Linked DNA regions of Homo sapiens: region 2 is linked to region 1. A link is a loop called in an ENCODE intact Hi-C map of the cell type or tissue named here. Cell type or tissue: dorsolateral prefrontal cortex. All regions are shown on one strand. Each heading gives the region's core, and the rest is flanking DNA. Links, peaks and the distances in the headings are about the cores only.

Evidence for each region. Peaks named below come from ENCODE experiments on the same cell type or tissue, not always from the same donor. Only the 100,000 strongest peaks of a DNase experiment are listed, where the experiment ranks them.
Region 2: a loop joins it to region 1, with 2.3 times the contacts of the local background. A loop is called at or near these places in 3 of 110 quality-filtered maps.

What each region holds. Positions count from the first base shown.
Region 1 is chr5:117,185,357-117,189,758 of GRCh38, forward strand. No RefSeq gene overlaps it. Among named protein-coding and RNA genes, the nearest start is that of LINC00992, 230 kb to the right of the region's middle. RefSeq lists an enhancer at 3,875-4,376. In dorsolateral prefrontal cortex, for the core only: no CTCF peak of the experiment used is centred there; no DNase peak of the experiment used is centred there.
Region 2 is chr5:117,245,336-117,249,737 of GRCh38, forward strand. No RefSeq gene overlaps it. Among named protein-coding and RNA genes, the nearest start is that of LINC00992, 170 kb to the right of the region's middle. In dorsolateral prefrontal cortex, for the core only: no CTCF peak of the experiment used is centred there; no DNase peak of the experiment used is centred there; H3K4me3 peaks cover 223 bases; H3K27ac peaks cover 3,061 bases.

The DNA of each region.
Region 1 (4,402 bases), core at 139-4,138:
ATCACGCACATCAAACACTTTGCCCTTCTCTTACCTTTGTCCAGCTTCTGCCAGCACCGGAAAGGCTTTTTCATTTTTTTTTTTTTTTAACTATTCTCATAGCACATCTTTCTTCTTCCTTATTCTATGACTCACAGTAGAAATTCTGTGATCTTCATCCCCCATGGCATGACACCATATTTTCAAAAAAATCTATCCTTGTATTTTTAAGAAAATCACTTTCTCTTTCAAAAAAGCCCAATTCCAGCAAATAAAAAAAATACTTGACTTAACTTGATGCTTCACATAGGGCTAAAAAAAAATCATTTTGGAGCTTCAAACCAAGCAATGACTCTTCTGAACTTGGCTGAGTACTGCTGCCCCTTGAAACAACTGATGCCATTGTTTCAAAAGGTAGTGTTGCTAGGGGGCAAGTGAAAAGAATAAAATGTTGTTTTGCTAGCTCAGTAATGTCATTTTTGTCAAACAAATTATTGTAATATTATTGAACATTCCCAATTTTTCTGAGCTGCATAGTATTTTTATAATCTGCTCATGCTGTTTAATTTATTTCTCCAGCTAAATCAAGTAGTTAGTTGTCTTCTCGCTGGCCTTTTTCTGCTTGCCTCCAGATATCTCTCTCTTGTCCTCCCATCCCTACCTAGCTTGTTTCTTCTAAATTGCTCAGGGCTAGGAAACCAGCATGTTAAGATCATGTACTCACGTAACAATATTTTGGTCAGTGATGGACCATATATATGATAGTGGTTCCATAAGATTATAATACTTTACTTTTACTGTCGTATACCCTTTCTGTGTTTAGATATGTTTAGATACATGAATATTTACCATTATGTTACAATTGACTAGCAGTATTCAGCATAGTCACATGAAACGTGGGTTTATAGTCTAGGAGTAATAGGCTATAGCATGTAGCCTAGGTGTGTAGTAGGCTAAGCCATCTAGATTTGTGTAAGTACACTACGATGTTCACACAATGATGAAATTAACCAAATGACACATTTATCAGAATGTGTTCCCATCATTAAGCAATGTATGACTGCATTTAAGAGTTTCAACAATTTAGATGGGAGACTAAGTCTTCACCCATGACATCATATGAATGGTCTCTTGGTGAGTCTTCATGACAAAAACTTCAGGTACTCAGAGATCTGTGTGCGTGTGTGTGTGTATGTGCATGCACACATGTATATGTGTTTGCCTGGATATGTTTAATTTCTTCTTAGATTCCTTTTAGTAGATGATTGTGTTGAAGTTGCTGGAAATGTAACCTTCTATAATTGGGAAGATTCTATTCTCAACACAATGATATTATCAGTTATATATCAAGTCTGCTCCATCTTTCACAGATTAAAGAAACATACACATGGACTATTCTGAAACTTTTTCAGGCCATTCTTTCTTTATTTGAAGACCCAACTTACTGTGGGTCCTACAGATTTGCATGCCCTTTGAGATAGATTAAAAAAAAAAAAAACTGGTTTAATTGCCAGGGGAGAGGCAAATTTGAGCAAAGAAAAAAGAAATACAAAACGCTCCAGGAACATGAATGGGCAAACCAACAGGACAATCGAATTAACAGGCCATGTGTGAGGCTGATTGTATATGTAGGGACCATGGCTTTCAATTAACCAGACCACACTGGGACATCTGGTGCTCCAAGTGTGTTACATCTTTACCACTGGTTTTCAAACTGGAAGGCTGCTGTGTTTTCTCTAGTTTTTCTTTGAAAAAATACTTTTATATTCTCTAATGGAGAGAACCACATCGAAGGTTGTATCATGAGCTGCTGTTCTTTCCTCAATTAAATAAATGAAACTATTGACATTATATTGAATTAATTTCACTGATGTTACATTCCTGATGAATATATGTGTTCTGAGTAAATAAGTTTAGATAATTTTGTGGCTATTACTTGAGTCATGGTAGTGAGTACTAAATTGGTGAAATGGAGGTCATTTTTAAGGTGTAAGGAATATGTAGGGAGGCTTCTGCTGCTACGCATTATTATGGAATTCATAATAGTCTTTACCCATGGAAGCAATTACTCAAAGGGTATTCCTGAATGATGGACATCTGCCTCATCTTCAAACTTTCTAATGGCGAGTGCATTTAACGTGCTGATTCCACTGTTGGACAGTTGGCTGTGGTTGTCAGAAAACATCTTTCTAAGTAAACCATAATCATCCTCCTCACTCTCCCTACATCTTTTGTCTCATCTGTTGTGGGCGGGAGCAGCAGAGTATCAAGTTATTCTCCTTGGTTCTTTGACTACTTAATAATGTCTATGATGTCCTTGCTAATATATAAATATATATAATAAAGAAAAATGCAATATATTTAGCTTAGTTTATTCCTTTTGAGCTCCCACAAGGGTTTTGTTCATTTTTGCAATCTTGTATTGTATAGCAAAGACTCAGGGCCCGGTTAATCAGATGAAACTTTGTTCTAATCAAAAAGTGTTTGTAAAGACTCTTTGTCATTTCCTTTTGACTTCACACCCTCTTCTCATCTTAATCTCTTTTTCAGATATGCATCTTAGGTCCCAGAGAAAAGGAGGCATGAGCTGCAAGCTTCCTCTTATGTTATTTACAGTTAGTTATCCATGACAGTGGAAGTTGCACAGGAAGAAGAGAATATTGTTGTTCCTAGAAAGCTTTTCATGGCTCAGTTCAGGATCTTGCAAAACAAAATCTGAGGATGAGATACATTTTAATGGAAAAAGCTTAGCATCCAATTATGGCAGATGGCTAAGACCAATAGTCTGAAATGTTAATATGCAAACAATAAGTAAGGTGTTTATTTTGGTTCCATTTCAGAATAAAAGACTGCTTCATGGTCATTTAAAGAGCTGTGCTTGGTTAGAAAATACTTTCTTTTTGGGGAAGGATCCATACAGTGATGAAATGCCTGCCAGTGAGTTTACAGAGAGGAAGTACAGATTAGTAGAATTTCATCCCTTCAAAACTTCTATTTGCTTTAAGGGATCAGAAAGAACATTTACATGAGTCATGCAAACTCTCACAGACGTGCTGAGATCTGAAGGCATTAAATGTAAGGAGAGAATACAACACAAGTTCTATAGCACAATTTTGGCATGACATTGATTATCATGCCACAGATTTGAACCTGCTGAGTGTGGGTTGAGCTAGTGAGACCTGTGTGGACAAGCATAAAATGCTGTATCTGCAGAGACAGTTGGATCCATCTGCTGAGTTTATTCATGTAATGACACAGATGTGAAAGTATATGACATTTTGTTCACCTAAAGTGCCAAATCCCCATTCTACTCTTGACAGATCCATGCAGCTTAAAGCTAAGGAACAACTTGAAAGGTCCTAAAGAATACCAGTCTTGAGGCTTCTCTTGGCAGTATTTTAGTCCACATTTCCCCCTGCCTGTAATTACACCTTTTCTTTTTCTTTTTTTCTCTTTTTTAACTTTTTTTTTTTTTTTAAACTAGTGCTGAATTCTCCCATTGGAGAGTTTCTGGCTCTGATTATAGGAGGTTCTCTCTACACAGAGTTGCTCAGCCTCACTCTGTACTGTTTGTCCTTGCAAGTCAGGGAGAACTCAAGCTTTTTATTTCTTCTTCTTCTTCTTTTTCTTCTTCTTCTTCTTATTACCATTATTATTATTGTTATTATTTTGGTTTCTTGTCGGCAAAGATGTTTCTGTGTTGGGGATGAAAGTAATTTTACTTCTTCTAAATGGATGTCAGTATATGTTCATAATTAGCCCAATCACAAGGCATGCCTGGAGAGGAAAACAGCACACAGATATTTGATAGTGTATAAGTACATAATTTGGATTACCTGGAAAAGAATGAGAACAAGTACTTTAAGAGCCAGAACAAAAGTCTACTCTTTAGGTTTCCTCTAGTGTTATTGAAAAAAATGTTTAGTTTATATCCATGTTATTGGAAGGGTAAGTCATGGAATGTCCTCACAACATTCCTCACTTCCAAGCAGGAGCAATGTGTTGGGTGCTGAGGAATCTTCCCCTCTGTGGTACAGCCACCTTTGCCTTTCAATCACCTCCTGTGGTTCCTCTACCATTAATTCAAGCTTTTTAGCTCCTTTGAACAGAATTGCCCTCCACATGTGCTCAGCTCTCTCCTTTGGATTGCAGGTCTCTGGAAGTCTCCAGGCTCCTGAACTTACCCGCCTGCATCAGAACTGATGCACCTCACAGTGCTCCTGGTGCTGCTTCTCTGAGCTTGACAGAAACAGTGCCCTCTGGGGCATATTACAGCAATTCAACTGGACAAGTAGAGAAAAATAAATACCACTTAAGGAGTAGTAAAAAAAAAAAAAAAAAAATGGCTTTCAGTCTTTTTGGAGCTGTATGTTGGAGGAAAAGGATTTATTTTGGGGGCAATCAGGCATGGAGATGGGCTAGA
Region 2 (4,402 bases), core at 78-4,077, 60 kb after region 1:
TAATGACTGTGCTGTTTAAAGCTTGTGTTTCATTCCATTTTAGAGCAATAAAAGTATGAGAAACAGAGTGTAGTCATAACAATTATATTTAGAGAAAGGAAATTGTCTTAAGATATGCTCTTTAAGTTACCCTTCCAGCTTTTTCCTCACCTCAAAATATTTCAAAGACTTATTTCAGAGAGGGGGCTTGATGCGGGTGAACGGGGCAGACTCAAGGAGCTGTGTTGTGTCTGGGCTTTGTAGGGAGGGAAGCAAGGCACTGCAAGAAAGAACTGAGAAGGCATACTGGAGAGAATGAAGAAGGAGATGGGGAGGAGTCAGTTTGCAAAACTGCTGTGACAACAGCTGCTTGGCATATGAATTCCATTATTTTGTGCATTCTTTTCTAAACCTTGCCACCTATAAGGGACTAGAATCTGCAGACCATTGGGAGCTTTCTATAGAAAAGCTATTCACAGGATCTGGAAGAAAATGAGATAATTTTGTATTTGGTAGTATTTTGATTGTTATAAACTGAAAAGTCCTGCTGTACTTCCTCCCACTCCTCCCCCAACACTGATCCTCCCTTTCAATCCAACTTTTATCCTATTATATAATTTTTACAAAGAAGCCATTGGAGTGTAAAAAGGACCTCTATAAGGGTGGTCTCCTTTCATAACTGAAGCACTGTACCCTTGAACTTAAATGGTTTCTATTAAGTTATATTTGCAATGTCTGCACCATATGAAATAAAGGGCCATTATGATTGTTCAGGTGTGTGAGGCTCTTACTTAAAGAAAGAGGAATTGGCATAATAACTTTTTCATTAATGGTCTTCATGTAGTAGGGTGAATGTAGAAAAGAGTGTTTTATGTTCAATGGACTCAGATTCTAAGGTAACATGAATTAAGGAGGAAAAAATGGCCTGAGGAATTTATACTCAAGATAAAATACAGAAAGGATGAGGAAACTTTTCTAGATTTTGGACTGATATATTTGTGGATTTGAGAAAGGATTTTCCTCTAGTGTGCAACAGCAGGCATTCAGAAGGCACAAAGCATAGTAAGAACCAGAAACATTTGCCATCAAAGAGAATCCAGAGTTTCCCATTGTTAGTTAGGGGTTTCAGACCTGGACTGTCTGCAGCAGGGGCAGGCATTTTAGCTGCCTCAGCCTCTTCACTCTTGGTTGATATGTATTGTCTCTGATCCCTCCCTTTAGTTTTCTTTCTTTCCTGAGCTGCTGTTTGCCTGAGGCTTAATAGGAAGGGTTTGGGCAACTTCAGAGCATTGAATTGATTGATTTGTTGATCTTTAAGACTTACTCCCACCCAGCCTGGAGCCTCCTGTGTTTGCAGAGTCTGATTGTGAAGTATTTATGAGCTTCTCATAGCTGGTTCACAATTGGTTAGGATTGCAAATGGCAATAGCAGATGTAACACAGGGTCTTCTGTGAAACAAGCCAATGGTGTGTCACATGAGAAGGATGAGCTAGGGCACTGATCATGATTAATTTTAAAATGACATTTAATTAATATGGACATTCATGGGCATTAGTGTCTGGAATGACATCCTGTGATCTCCATCACGTTCTAAAATCTGAAACAGAGATGCCTGCTTTATATGGCTCATTTACCTTTGAATTCTCATGAGCAAACTAATTTCTCTAAAGCAGCCTCAATAGGTAGAGTTGAATGAATTCTTTGAAAATGCATGCCTGTTTTTCATTTACATCTTTTAGGAGGCAAAGATATTGTATATGATTTCACTGAAGTAATCAACAGTATATCAGCTAACTGTAGCTAATGATATCATACTGTGTATCAAGAACCTTATTGTCATTTTCCTTTCCAGAATTACTAGCTGAAATCATTCCTCATAGAGGAATTTTTCTTCAGTGACTAATTTATTGGGGGTTTCTCTGAATTTGGAGTTTTGCCTTTATGACCAAAAGCCATTTTTCGGATGAATCTGGTTGAGATGTCACTTTTTCCAAACTTGCTGCCGTGCCCTTGACAAAGAGCCATTTGATTGGTTCTTAAATAGATCCTTCAACAATTGGGTTCTTTTAGAAGATGCTGTCATGTATTCACCTCACTTACAAATCTCCGTCGTGTCCAAGAGAGATGAGTAAAAATACATTAGTCGAATGGTTTGTCGGTATGAATCCAAATGATATTACAACTTTTTCCTCTAGACTGTACCAGGAATACTTTGGAGGAGTAAAATAAATACCATTTATTTAATGATGGGGAAATTGTTACACATTTGATGAGGTTGTCTCTGGCTATCATTGTATGACAATCATAATAATGAGGATGAAGATGATGGTGATAGTGATGATGGTCATCTACTACTTACTGAACACATCCTATATGCCAGGCTCTATGTACATTTTCTAAAGGAATAATTTAGTGTATTTCCCACATTAGCCATGGCAGGTGGTTTTTATTCCATTTTCTAGACAAAAAGTTCAGTCAGGCTATGTAAATTGCCAATGACACAGTGCCTTAATGTCAGAGCTAGGTTCCTACCCCAGGTCTGATTGATTTCAAAGCCTACTTTTAACATTTACACAATAAAAGATGTAGGATATCAAAAATGGAATGCCTATTTGGGCCATGCAGGTAAATTAATGTGATGGGTGGAATGTAGTAAGACCTCCAATCAAATGTATCACCACTTCTCAAACTGTTCAGTGCACAGAAGTCACCTGCTGATCTTGTTCAAGTTTTAGATGCTGATTCAGTAGTTCTGGGACAGAGCCTAGGATTCTGCATTTTTAGCAAGCTCCCAGGTGCAGCCAATCTGGTAATTTAAGGATCACAGTTTGAAAGAAATAAATTTTTAAGCACATTATCCTGGCGAAGTAGAACAAATTGCCTACTTTACATATGCTGGGTAGGGGTCATGCTCAGTGTGACTCGGCTCCAGGCTAGAGAAGCATGCTGTTTGGGTGGCAAGAAGATTTTATGATCTCCCACATTTTTTAAAGATGAAAGTTGTCTGGTTCTAAAATTAGTTATTTACCCAAAACCACCCCATGTATTAATGACAGAGCTGCGGGCTGAAACAATGTCTTCAAGCTCTGAGTGAAATGATTTCAACTGTGGTACTACACTTTGCTGCCTATCTTACTCATAAAGTTATGGTAATATTTTTGTTGGTTTCTCTGATTTATTTAAGCCAGATATGTCTTTATGTATTTGTTTCTGGTAAAAGTGAAATTCTGTGTGTGTATGTGTGTGAAATCCTGATTAATTGAGTTTTCTGTTACTTTGGTTCTGGTCTAAGGGTATTTTCTGTTCTAAGGCAAAACTACTGTTTTAAATGTACCTTGAGTATTTGGATACTCAAGGCCAGTTTACTAAGTATTCTTTTTCACTTCTAAAATTAACTAAAGAGTTACTCTGCATTATTCAGGAGCCTCTCTTATTGCTCAGAATACTTCTTAGTAGTAGGTTAACCATGATACAGGGTTTCCTGTTTTAATAACATTTTTGGGAAACAGGCATGAACTTATTACCTCACTACAAACCTCCTTTCACTATTATATAAAATAGTCTTAGATTCCTTCTTGCTGCATGGCTGTGCTTCATCCTGGGTAAATTGTTTACAGGAGTTCTGTTCTTTCTTCTGTGGAAAGACAGTAATTAGATTACATGAGATAAAAAATTGGTATCTACCACCCCATGCTTGTTAATTTTTTAAAAAATAAAACAATGACCTAAATAGGACGTACACTAAGAAGTTTTCTTTTAAATATGAACTGTAAGAGTTTCCACCCATTCCCTCTTCTCCCCCCCTTTCTCCTGTACTGGTGCGATTTATCAATGCTATCTTTGTGAAGCAGGAAAGTGATATACAAAGGGTTTGTTGAAAAATGCTATTTTTGATTTGCTAAATTCTATAGGAATATAGCATGGAGGCAATCCACTAAAGAAAAACATCTAATGCGGTTGCATTTCTCACTTCTGCCAGGATTGTGCAATAACAAGGCCTATAAGGGACACCAACATGGATGTGCTAGTGTTGATAAAACTTTTAGCCAGTGGCTTAGTTTCCTTGTTTGCTTCCCGCTAAAGGTGAATACAATGGCTGCAAAGCAGTCACTTTCAGTCCCACTTTTATTCTCTTACCTTTCAAGTTTAAGCTTATAGTCTGCATAGTTATCAAGCTGCCCACCTAGAAAGCTTGAAAAATTATGGCATATTTCAACACATTTCCTTGTGGGGTATTCAGAGGATAGAGTAAATGTCTCAGCAAACCCTTTAGTATATAGTAACCCGCAGTAGAAGAGCAAAGTCAATAGCTTCCATTGTTCACATGGCAGCATTGGATGCATTGTTTTTGCTGGTGAAAGAGAGCCCACACAGAAGAGATTAAACAAAAAAAAAAATCAAGTATAGTATGTAGCTAACAGC